Linked DNA regions of Mus musculus: region 1 is linked to region 2. Evidence: chromatin contacts called from ENCODE Hi-C or POLR2A ChIA-PET data. All regions are on one chromosome and are shown on one strand. The core of a region is the stretch at or near the end of the contact, and the rest is flanking DNA. Distances in the headings are between cores, read along the strand shown.

Region 1 (5,877 bases), core at 913-3,412, 43 kb before region 2:
CTTGGACCTAGGACAGAACTTCCAATAGTTTCTGAGATGGCCCTAAACATACTTCTGCCATTTTGTACAACACCAGTCTCAGGACTAGCAATTATAAAATAAAAAAGGTGAAAAATGTTGAAGGCACCCTATGTCCTGTAGTATCAAAGAGTCAGGATTAGCCGGGCGTGGTGGAGCACACGTTTAATCCCAGCACTTGGGAGGCAGAGACAGGTGGATCTCTGAGTTTGAGGCCAGCCAGGTCTACAAAGTGAGTTCCAGGACAGCCAAGGCTACACAGAGAAACCCTGCCTCGAAAAACCAAAAAAAAAAAAAAAAAAAAAAAAAAAAAAAAGAAAAAAAAAAAGAGTCAGGGTTTAATTCTGTATATGGGAACCATCACATTTGTTTAGCACTTATTATTACTAGGGAATGATCCCAGGCAAGTGCTCTGCCACTGAACTATAGTCCTAGCCCAAAGCATATCTTATTATCTTTAATGAACGGCAAAATTTTATATATGCCCAGGAATGAATTATTTTAAAATCAATTTATGATTATCAGTAAATGTTTGATTCTTACCTATTTTATACAAATATAGATTAGGGTCAGATAGATAGTTTTTCAGGCAAAAAGGGGTCATGATTGAAAAAGTTCAAGAGGCCTTAGTATAAGACCACTTGCCATTTTGGGAAAAGTCTGTAAGGGACCTGGAGTCACAGCTCATGTATGGGTACTGGGATAGGACACAGCTAATCAAAGATGGTCTCAAAATTAAAAAAAAATGTGTTGGGGGCTCATGTGGGGGCTAGAGTTGGTTCTCTCCTTCTACCATGTAGTGTGTGGGATTCGAACTCAGGTTGTCAGAATTGCCTGAAAGGATCTTTTCCAGCTGAGCCACAGTTTTGTTCTCTCTTCTGTCTTAAAGTAAAAATGATGGAGTGGCTTGCATTTGTCCCTTCACCTTGCTGTTAGGTCACAGTTGTCTTCATTTTCCTGTAGCACTGTCAACTGTGGATTTAATTTTGACTTTTATGTCTCTCTTTAATATGGTGAGGCACAGTGCCTGCATTTGATACAATTCTGCTGACAAACTTCCATGCAGCCTTGGCTAAGCAAAGTGCTTTGCGTGTATTGCCTCATTTAACCTATCTAATAAACTTGTCTATTAGAATCTGTGGGTCGGGTAGGGGCTTTCTGGAATGTAACTTAAAAAGCAGCCACCCTTTCTTGGAGAGAAGGAATAGTTGAGCAGCTGGCAGTGGGAAGGGCAAGGCCTCCTCCCTCTTCCCGGCAGCTGTCTTACCAGGCCAGACCTCCTCTCTCCAAAGGCTGGGGTCTCCACCTCTGGCCCATGTCCAGTCGGGTGGGAGGCTGTGTGGCTTTTTCCGGGTCACTGGCACACCCTCTCTATCCTAGCCACCTGCCCCTGTTCCATTCCAGTTCCAGGCTCCCTAGAGCGACCCAGGGACATTCCAATCCTCCCACTACCCTCGCAAACGCCGCGGGAGGAGGGAAGGGGGCGCAATTGCTTGGCCTTCTAGAACGCAGCTTTGTCTCGGCCTTCTAAGGATTGATGAAAGGCTTGAAAGTTGGTAGTTTACAATCGACTCCTCGGTGAAGCCGCATCTTCAGCAACAGCGGCACTTTTTGGGAAACCGTCTCGCAGACAACTGAAAGCCAAACAGCCAAGTTGTCTCCCCAGCAGACCAAATATGGTCACAAGCGTTAAGCAGCCTTCCGTGGAAAGTCTGGCCTCGCGGGTGTCTCCCTGAGCCAGGGTGCGCCCCGGTCCGACCTCTGGCAGATCCGCGCCCCGTGCCACATTCCGGGTGCTGGGCGCTCCCCTTAAGACGAGGGCAAGCGCTCAGGACAGACTCATTCTGGGCCTTGGACCCTCAACCGAGGGCCCTCCGTTATTCTCCGATTTGGTTTTTGTCCATAACCCCTTGATTTAACAGGCTTGAACCATTTTCTCTTTGATCCCGCCCCAAGTCAGTGGTAAACTCAAAGGAATGCAGATAGGCGCTCGGCGGGAGAGGTCGGAGCGGCGCGGCGGGGCGGGGGCACGGTCTCTCCCGAGCTGCGAAGTGCCCAGCCCACCCCCGCCAGCCGGGCTAGGGTGGGAGGAGGAGGAAGAGGAGGGGCGTGGGGCAGGCTGGCTCCGGCCAGGAGGTCATGCATAATTCAACAGCTCCACTTTCGGCCCGCCTCTTTCCTAAGGGTGGGAGTTTGCTTCAAACTTTGTTTATGGGACAGTCCGGGAGCCGCGGCGGCTGCGCTCGTCTACGTCTTCTCTGTCGCCTCCTCGCGCAGTGGGAGCGCCCGAGGCCGGTTCCGGGGATGTAAGAGGATAAGCCTTCGGCTGCTGGGAATCCGCTCGGGATCTGCCAGCCGGGACCGGGTTCCAGCTCGTCAGTTCGGGAGGCGCCCAGGCTTGGCTTCCCCGAGTCCCCAGGTAGCTCCCGCCGCGCCCCGCACCCTCTGTGGCGTCCGGCTCTTAGACGACCGCAGTCGGGACGCCTGGGGTTGCCGGTGGGGGTATTGGGCAGGGGAAGCTGCGACTGGGTCTGGTGCAGGCACCCCCCCCCCCCTTCCTCCCGCGGCTGCCTGCTCAGGGGAGCTTCTCTGTTGCGGGAAAGTTGCATAATCTCGGAGGCCAGGGGCGCCCCCTCCCCCACCGGCTGGTCCCTGGACCCATACCTAACTGTCTCTAGGTTCTCTCTGTCCTTCCCCGGGACTACCCCCTCCTCCTCTGACTTGCACCAAAAGGCTGATCTGATCTTTCTTTTTTCTTGTAGAAAGATGAATCCGTCCTCGGTGCCCCATCCGCTCCCGCCGCCAGGGCAGCAAGTCATCCACGTCACGCAGGACCTGGACACCGACCTCGAAGCCCTCTTCAACTCTGTCATGAACCCCAAGCCCAGCTCATGGCGGAAAAAGATCCTCCCGGAGTCCTTCTTTAAGGAGCCCGATTCCGGCTCGCACTCGCGCCAATCCAGCACAGACTCATCAGGCGGCCACCCGGGGCCTCGACTAGCTGGCGGCGCGCAGCACGTCCGCTCGCACTCGTCGCCCGCATCCCTGCAGCTGGGCACCGGTGCGGGAGCCGCTGGAGGCCCTGCACAGCAGCATGCACATCTCCGCCAGCAGTCCTATGACGTGACCGACGAGCTGCCGTTGCCCCCCGGGTGGGAGATGACCTTCACGGCCACTGGCCAGAGATACTTCCTTAAGTAAGTCTGCCGGCAGTCAAGAGGGGCAAAGTTGTGATGCCCTGGACGCTCGTGTGTTCGTGGCGTGTGTGTGTGTGTGTGTGTGTGTGTGTGTGTGTGTGTGAAAGAGAGACAGAGACAGAGAGAGAGAGACAGAGAGAGACTGAGAGACTGACTCTTCCAAGGTGCTTCAGAGATCTGCTAAGATAAAAAAGTAGGGGATGAATCTCTGGGAGTTGTACTTGACTAGAACAGAGAACGTTTCATGAAGTGGAAACTGCTTAAGCCCTAAGAGATCCAGGCCATTGGAAAACTTAAACTTGGGGAAAGGAATTTTGAGCGACTTTGGCCTAAATCTGGGTCTTAGGCCCTTAGCGCCTTCACTTAAGTTAGCTAGCTCACAGCCAGGTGAGTAGGTGGTCTGGGTTCTTCAGTCACTCAGGAAAAGCAAACCGGAAAAGAACACAGTGCCTGGTGGGCTTTACCTCTCCCAGCTGATGACGTAATGACCACACAGCACAGTAATGTAATTACCAACCGCACTGTAAAGTAGTTATGGGCTGGACCAACAAATTGTGTGGAAATTGGGTCAGGAGTCTTATGTTACACTTGGTAACCTAAAATACCGTCACGGCAGGGCAGTAGTGTGCGTTGTCATCCTTCATGCCCTATCTGCCTAGCTTTTTGAGGTTGTGAATTTTACATTAGATCCAGCTTTTTGAATTAGATCGAACAGAGAAATGTATTCTCAATTGCTAGAGGGAGTTCTTGAGGGAAAGCCGGGGCTGGCACTTGAATTGTTATCAGAACCAGTGAGGTCATAGGGGTCAGGTTAGAAAAGGCCTCCGAAGAAGTTGTGGCTGAGCCATTGGTGTAGAATCACTTCAGCTCGGCTCGGCTGCGCTGCCTGCCCAAAGGGAAGACATCTAAGAACTTGTCTTAAACTTCATCTTACAGCCCCGTTCCTTTGCTGAAGTAGCCTTGCTTTGAAAGGCTCAAATGTAAGATAGCACGTACTATTTTAAAAAATGTAATGCCAAGCTCCTCCTTGGCATTAACTATCTTTGGTCCTTTGATTACCCTCTAAGAATGAGCGGATGGCAGTGGATGCTGTGGGCATATCTGAGACTCATCCTGGTTCCCAGCTCTTCCTCATCCCAAAGCTGTTGACATCACGTGCACTTACTTAGTTTTATGTGTATGTGTGTGCGCCTGGATGTATGTATGTGCACCACATACATGAAGTGCCTGTGGAGGCCAGAAGAGGATGTCTAATTCCCTGGGGTGGCAGTGTGAGCTCCATCCCCCTCCCCTAATTTGGGATTTCGGTGCTAGGAACGGAACTCCAGTCCTCTTCAAGAGCACCAAGTGGTTTTAACCATTAGCCATCTCTCCAGCCTCTTGGGGATATACTTTTTGTTGTATTTGTAATCTTTGTTTTGGGGCTTACTGTGGTGCTGGCATCCTGAAGATAACTCAATGGCTTTGGCACACAGTTGGTGTCTGGATTATTGAGCCATGCATGGTGTAGACACATGCTCAGGGCTTTGATTTCTAAGTGGAGGTTGAAGTCAGATATGCAATGTAATAGCATGGCGTTTTTCTAAGTCTCCAAAGGAAGATATTAGTGTCCGTACTGCATACATGTTCAAAATAGCATTGTGTATAAATGCAGCTGTATGTATTTCACCATGATTTTTTTTTTTTTTACCAATGTGAACTTTGCAATAAATACAAGTAGCGTCTCAGTAATTTTCGATGGTCCCTTTTGGCCGCAGATGATTTTTAAACTGCTCATGAATGCACACGTATATGTGGAAGAGCCGGGCTTGCCTAATATCTGTGGGAACCTAGAAAAAAAAACCCAACTTCTAAATAAAATCAAATTCTTTTCTACATGTGTTTTTAATGATTGAAGTTGCTCAGATGTGTTAGTGATTTAGGGCAAAAAATAGAAGTTAGCCTTGGACGTAGGGAGGGTTGCTGTGATCCATTTCTGTCCTCCCATGCAGCTATGGGCCCTCCTCCAGCTAAGCCAGAGTGCTTCTTCATTTCATTTTGAATGGTAGATGGAGTGTAAATAGTGTGCTGGCATGACCTGATGCCGTCCCTGGAAATTTCTTGGCTAAGTGACTAAGAATTTAAGGAATTATGTTTTTGTGAATATTGTCTTGTAGAATACGCATTCTGCCAAGAATTCTTGATTCCTTTTAGAGCTTTGTTTGAACTTTGAGTAAGGTACGTGTTCTGTGCCACACTTTGTTACACGGCCTTAAGAAAAATGGTAGCTGTTCACCCTGATTTCATTCTCTTGGAACCCATCCATTTCTCAAAGTGGGACTGGCAGGAGACTCCCATTCTTGACTATGGGGAGCTCAAGGCTCTGTCAGTCAGAAATCAAAGGACTTTATAATCAACAGGGATCAGTTTGAGAGTTTTGGGGTTTGTTGTTTGTGTGTGTGCGTTTTGTTTTGTTTTCCAAGAAAGGGTTTCTGTGTGTGTAGCCCTGGCTGTCTTGGAACTAGCTCCGTTGACCAGGCTGGCCTCCAACGTAGCAGTTTGAGGGTTTTAGTGACTTTTGTATTTTATCTATCCTAGAGGAGGATGAAGGTGTGATTTGGCAGAAGTCATGTTTTTTAACGGTGATATCTGACTGAAACGATTCCATCTATTTCAAAGCGGG
Region 2 (5,924 bases), core at 2,163-4,662:
TTCTTTGACTTTTTTTTTATTGTCATGCTGTGACAAGAATGTTTTCTAGTAGGATGGATGTCCTACTATTGTGCTTATGATTTAAATGTGATTGAAAGCACTTATTTGGCATTTAGGATGAAGACCATGTATCTTCTGGTGCTTGCTCAGAAGGCCATCTGGTGTGACTAAGCTATTCCTCAGGCATACTGAACTTAGTTTTCCTTCTCTACTCTGCATAGTCCTTGCACACTGGGCCTTCTCAGGGCTCATTCCTGTCTCTTCAGCTCCTCTTCCCTTCTTTAGTGGACAGGCTTAAAAAGCCACCACTCACGTGTCCATAGACACTCCTGCCTCTTGGCTCTATGAAGGAGAATGTAGAAATATAATGCTTTTGTTTTCTGGTTAGGCTTGGTTTCTCCTGGCACCTATCCTGCCTTGCTCTCTGGTTTGCCACAGTGTGTGATTGGAGGAGGGTGTGAAGACGGGTCAGTAACCCTTCAACAGGAAGGACAGGACTTGAGGGCTCAAGGATAGGAGCCCTGGGCGGGCCTGACATCAGCACCCAACGCTCAATGGAGAAACAGTGAGCAGCTGGTCGTCATGTGGGCCGGGAGGAATGGGGCTGGGCTAGGGGCTGGGATTAAGGCAGCCTTGTGGCAGCAGCTGTGGTATTGGGAACACCTGGCCCTCCTGGAAGTCCAGGGGCTCTGTCTCTGACCTCTTTCCTTCATTTCCTGCATTCTCCAAATGACAGCAGAACATTGAAATAGAACTCGAGGCGAACACGTCCTGCAAATATTTGGGTTTCCTGAAATTGGTCTCTCTTTCAGTTGAGGAGGCCCTCTTACGATGAGGAGTGATCAAAGCTAGTTTAGGCGCCCTACAAACTCTTGTGAGGCCCTTAAGAACCTGTGTAGTGTGTGTGGGATGGGGGTGAGAACTGCACGTTGTGAGCTTCAGGGAGCAGGCCCTATATCGCAGGGAGTTAGGCTCCAGTCTTGGTCTGGCAACAATTTTAGGCAAATTACAGAGCTTCTGAGACTCAAATTTCTTCACCTATAAAGCAGGACAGTAGTACTAGAACGTGGAACAAAGATTAGGAGGATCTAAAACAAATGGGTTTCATGTTATAAAGTGCGAATATTTTACATATATCACTGTCAGTAGTACTATTGCTGCTTATAAAGTATGGAAGTCTTCTGCTCTTTGAGTATGTTCTCCAACTCATAGTGTGTTGTGGATGCGCCCTAAAGCCTGTAGCCGTAGCAGTATCCCATCCCTGACCTTGGATATAGAGAATGCGTGTGTGTCACAGATCTGTGCAGCCTCTCGGCTGACTTCTTGTATGTGACATTTACTAACACCACAGAAGTATTGTTACCACAACAGCATTTCTTTCCCCACTGACATTATCTCATAATCCAATCATTATTAGGAGAAAAATGTCAGTTGATTTTCTGCATCAGTAAGGACGTGAACAATGAAAACCGTGTAACACAAAAACTTTCTGTGCGGAATAGAAAAATGTCATTGCTTTCATGATTTTGTCAGTGGGGTGGTTCATGGCTCTACTTCAGAGTTTCCAGAGACTGAAATGGAATGGGGATTGGGAAGGGAATATAATTATGGGAAGGAGGGGGAGAACCCCCCTGCCTTATAATTATTAGCATTATTAGGAAGTAACTGTCCTTTGAATTATATTTTAGCTAAAGAAATTATAAAGCAGTATTTTCATGTGAACTTCCCCTTGTGTTTGAGACATTCGCTGACAATTCTTCATAAATCTTAATTATGACGTCAGAATTCCTTGTGAAGCGTCTCTTCATGTGTGTTCCCTTGTACAGTTATTAACAAAAGCCCCTTTATGTCTCGGCCCAGCTTGATTTCAGTCATGAACTCCATGTTCCTTTATTACTTCATAGAAGCTGGTTTCTTGACTGACTTAGTAAATTGGTTCCCAAGGACTTGGTGGGAAGCCAGAGGGCCCGAGTGAGGAGACGTGCTTATAGTCCAGGGTGGGTAGAGACAAAGGGAGACTGGCTGCTGGTAACCCACTCCTTCCCAGGAAAGCTTCATATGCCCTCATGGGTTCTTAACCAACTTTTAAAACTTTAGCCCAAAGTTAGTATGTTTTGAAGGCTATAGGTAGATTTTTACATGTGCCGTCCAGAGTAGAAAGGAGCCTGGTTAGTTTTGGCTTTAAAAATCTAGCTTTTCTTATAAAAAAATCCTTGAGCACTGGCCCCGTTACCTTTAACAGTGGTGAGCTGATTAGCCACCTGAAGGATTTAGTGATCCCTTCAGAGTTGTTTAATGGCAGCTATGGAGGCAGAAGCAGGTGGATCTCTAAGTTCAAGGGCAGCCCTGGTTTACATAGCGAGTTCAAGGCCAGCCAAGGCTACACATTGAGACCCTGTCTAAAATAAACCTGCTTTATGCTAATGTTCTTATTTCAGTTCCTATCGAGGGCTTCCGCTTTCTGATGTAACGTCTCTAATCACTTATGACCCAGTCTGACTGCTGGCATTTCAAAATGTCTCCAGACTGAGGCTGAAAGGAAAACTGGCAGAAGAATGCATCAGATTGCCTCTGTTCTTGGAGCCTTAGCTGTTCTTTCCTCCGAGTACTTAGCTTGCTCCGAAAGAGCTGAAAGACTTGTGAATGCTCACTCGGAGCACACAGAGGATTCTAAATGTCCTCTTACGCGATGGTGGACGATAAAAATGATGAAACTTTCTACTGAACTCTGCCTTCAGTGTACCAGAGCTTCTCTCACAGCTCTGTGGAGACATTTCCCCACCCCTCCTCCTCTGAGAAGGCTTTGTTGTTACTTTGTCCCCTCCCCTAAACTACTTGATGCGAGAAATAGATCTAATAATTTTTTTTTAAGCCCAGTATTTTAAGTCAGAATCTATGGTACTTGCAGTTTTGTTTACAGGATATTAAAGGATGGAGATTTGGAACATATTAGTTTTGGGAGTATTTGGGCTGACGGTGAACTCAAGAAAAACTAGGTATTAGCTACTGGAAAGCTTTGAGGAGTATGTGATCATACAGTCTCAAGAAAAGGGGAACTGGTCATTGTAACTTGAATTTTTTTCAAACCTTATTTATAATGATAGTGCTTAAACGCTTTAACCTCCCTTGTGGTCCACGACCCACCAGAGGTAGTGGAAAAGAAAGGATACAGGGAAGTGGGCTTGTTTAGAAATGGTTCTTTGGAGCAACTCCTGTTTGTGTTGTCTACAAATCAGCAGTTCAGTTCATAGGTTAGTAGGTAGCAGCCACAGCAGCTCGATCCACTCGCAAACACTTCATGGATACACCAGTAGTTCTGTTTGGTAGAGTTGGCTTAGCAACAACAGCAGTGATAAGACCTAGCAGAGACAGCCAGGCCTTAGCCTTGGCTCCAGTCAGTAGGAGGGACCAACAGGAACACCAGGAGAAGTTCTCAGCTGTGCCTCGTTCAGGGAAGCTAAGATCAGCGAAGACTCGAGACCCACAAGCGTTGCACAGCTAGCTGTACCAGCAAGCCACACTCTGTCTCTGTCACTCCATCACTCTGTGGGGTCTCATTTATACCCTCCAAACATTTTGTGTCTTTCCTCAGCATGTGCATCCAATCAGCCTGAGTCCTCCGAGTCCAGACAAATGCAGCTTAATTACGAAATGTAAGGTGGACCAGTGCATTCGAGTTGTTAGCAAAGAATCCTTCATCACGTGTCCTTTCATGTGCTTGCTTTAGCATAGCATCCTCTCTCCTGTGTCTGCTTCTGTGTTCCTTCAGGAATCTGCCTTAGTCTTTCAACTGTGTCCACTTCAAGAAAACACTCTTATGTGTTTGCTTCGGCAAAACACCATCCAATACAACCGACTCTTCAAAGAACCCTTAAGTTTCCACTTTAGGTCATGATGGGTCATTTGTGTTGTTTCTTTTGAAATAGTACCCACTTCTTAACATTTGTGTATTTTTGAATGTAGGAATATTGCTTCATTAGAACCTGAGCGTTGTTCTGTGTTCTGAGATACTAAGGACTGGGGTGTTGGTTTTAAAATGACGTTAGTCTGCTCTCACAAGTCTGTCATTTGTATAGGTTCTTGCATTTGTATAGATTTATCCATGTGTTGCTCCACACAGTATCTTTGGAGTGGCAGCAGTATCTGTTTCAAAGTGGCTGCTAACTGGGTTCATTGGTTTCTTCTTTTCTGGGCTTCTCTCTGATTGCTTGAGCTCCATTATGGCATGGTGGCTGGGCTTCAAGGGTAAGCATTCCTAGAGATAGAACATAGAAGCTATAGCTGGGTTTTGGAAGTGCATGTCTATAATCTGTAACCCTGGAGGCTGGAGGTAGCAAGCAGAGCTTAAGGTGAATTCTAGTCCAGGCTGAGCCACCTAAGACTCCGCCTTTAAAAAAAATGTTGTGTAAATGTCATAATTACTTAGGCAGGCCACAGCTCTTGTAGAAAGTGCCAAATTATTCATTTTTTTTTTTTTAAATCAGTTATCAGCTTCTGGAAACCAATTCTGTAGTCTGTGTCTCGCAGATGTTACCCAGACATATGAATAGCACAAACTTGTGACTATATCCCTGTGTGTATCCTGATGTCCCTTGACTATGCATGCCTACAATTAAAGTTCAAATAGGTAGTTTCATGACTTGTAGCAATATGTTATTGAGATATCATTGTTATCAAATAAGTAACCCCAGTGAGACCCATCTTGAGAACAATTGGCCTTATTTCAACCAAGAAGTGAGGGAGAGTATCAGGCCTGTGTCCATTTTACTGTTCTCATTCAAGTAAGTTAAGTGTCAAATCTAAGGGGCCTGGGACCCCAGTTTTGGCTGGCTGAGAAGGATAGAGAAGGCATAGTTGTTTTAGTATAGGCTTGGCAGGCTCCTTGTTTCCCTTTTGATTTTGTCGACTTAGCTGATGATAGGCTTATAAGGCTCTAAGCACTTTGCTTACGGTACCCAGTTATATTTGCCTAGGAGACTATGGTATGTCTGAAATCTTAGTTATTGCTATTGCTCTTTGGTAGCAATATTAGTGTTTGAAAGTGTTATCCCTTGCCGGTTTTATTACCATGCAGTATAGAGTTTGTTGCCTTTTCATTGTCCCAACGCTGGAAAATTTGATGTTTTTAAACAAAATGAAGCATCCCTGTTGTAATTTCTTGTATCTCTCCAGAATACACACATTATCTTGGCATGTTTTACCTTTTAATGATAGTGTTGAGTATTTTTTATTCAGGAAGTCAGTACACTGACAGAGTTGGCAGAATTTTAAGTCTTCTTTCCACCCAACACTGTTTAAATAGTTGGAGGATTGGCTATAATGGACAGACCCTTCTTTTCAACTGAGTTCAGTTGGCAGCCAGTGGACACTTTTCCTTTATTTTGGTAAGGTTTTTCCCTGGGCAAATACTTAACCAAATCCTGCTTTTCATTTGTTTTTGATGGCACCAGACCATACTTCCCAGCCATTTGCAGACAGTGTCTGTCTGGTGGTGGGATTTCCTGGGCACAGAGCCCCTAATTGGTACTGGCTGGCTTCTTGAACTTCACTGCTATACTTGATTATTTGCTCGCTGTTTTCTGCCATGGGAACCAGTAAGTGTACCCTTTTGAGACAGCAAAGCAACAAGAACCATCTGTTGTTAATTAGTTATACTACTACATACTTCAGCCTGTGAACCTGGCTTAGTCAAACCTTCCTTCTGCTAGGTATGGTGGTACAGACCTGTGATTCAAACATGTAGGAAGCCGAGGCAGGAAGATTGTTGAGTTTCAGGTTGGCCTGGGTTACATAACAGTTTTAAGGTTAGACTGGGCAATATGACAAGACACTGTTAAAACAAAACAAAACAAAAATAAAGACCTTTCTTCTGATATCCAAGTCAGTTCATCAGCACTCTGCAGAGATCTGGGTGAGACTGCAAG

What was found. A loop is a pair of places that touch in the nucleus more often than their neighbours do. ChIA-PET counts read pairs that join two places held with the same protein, here RNA polymerase II (POLR2A).
Region 1: a map of heart shows a loop between it and region 2 (2.3-fold over the local background). The contact joins the promoter of Wwtr1 here to the enhancer-like site in region 2. A Hi-C loop is called at or near these places in 5 of 37 maps with a recorded cell type or tissue (all heart). POLR2A ChIA-PET finds 5 or more read pairs at or near these places in 4 of 5 experiments (Patski and embryonic stem cell).

The regions. Positions count from the first base shown.
Region 1 is chr3:57,572,161-57,578,037 of GRCm38, reverse strand. It overlaps Wwtr1 (WW domain containing transcription regulator 1), which reads left to right and starts at 2,162. Exons shown (of 7, transcript NM_133784.3): 1 at 2,162-2,437; 2 at 2,781-3,215. The coding sequence starts at 2,785.
Region 2 is chr3:57,530,644-57,536,567 of GRCm38, reverse strand. The region is part of intron 2 of Wwtr1 (WW domain containing transcription regulator 1); the gene reads left to right. Among named protein-coding and RNA genes, the nearest start is that of Wwtr1, 42 kb to the left of the region's middle. Within about 2 kb of position 3,412, at least 1 of the 3 ENCODE cell types and tissues checked has a DNase peak (open chromatin) inside an H3K27ac peak, as active enhancers do; it is heart, where a contact is called at or near this core.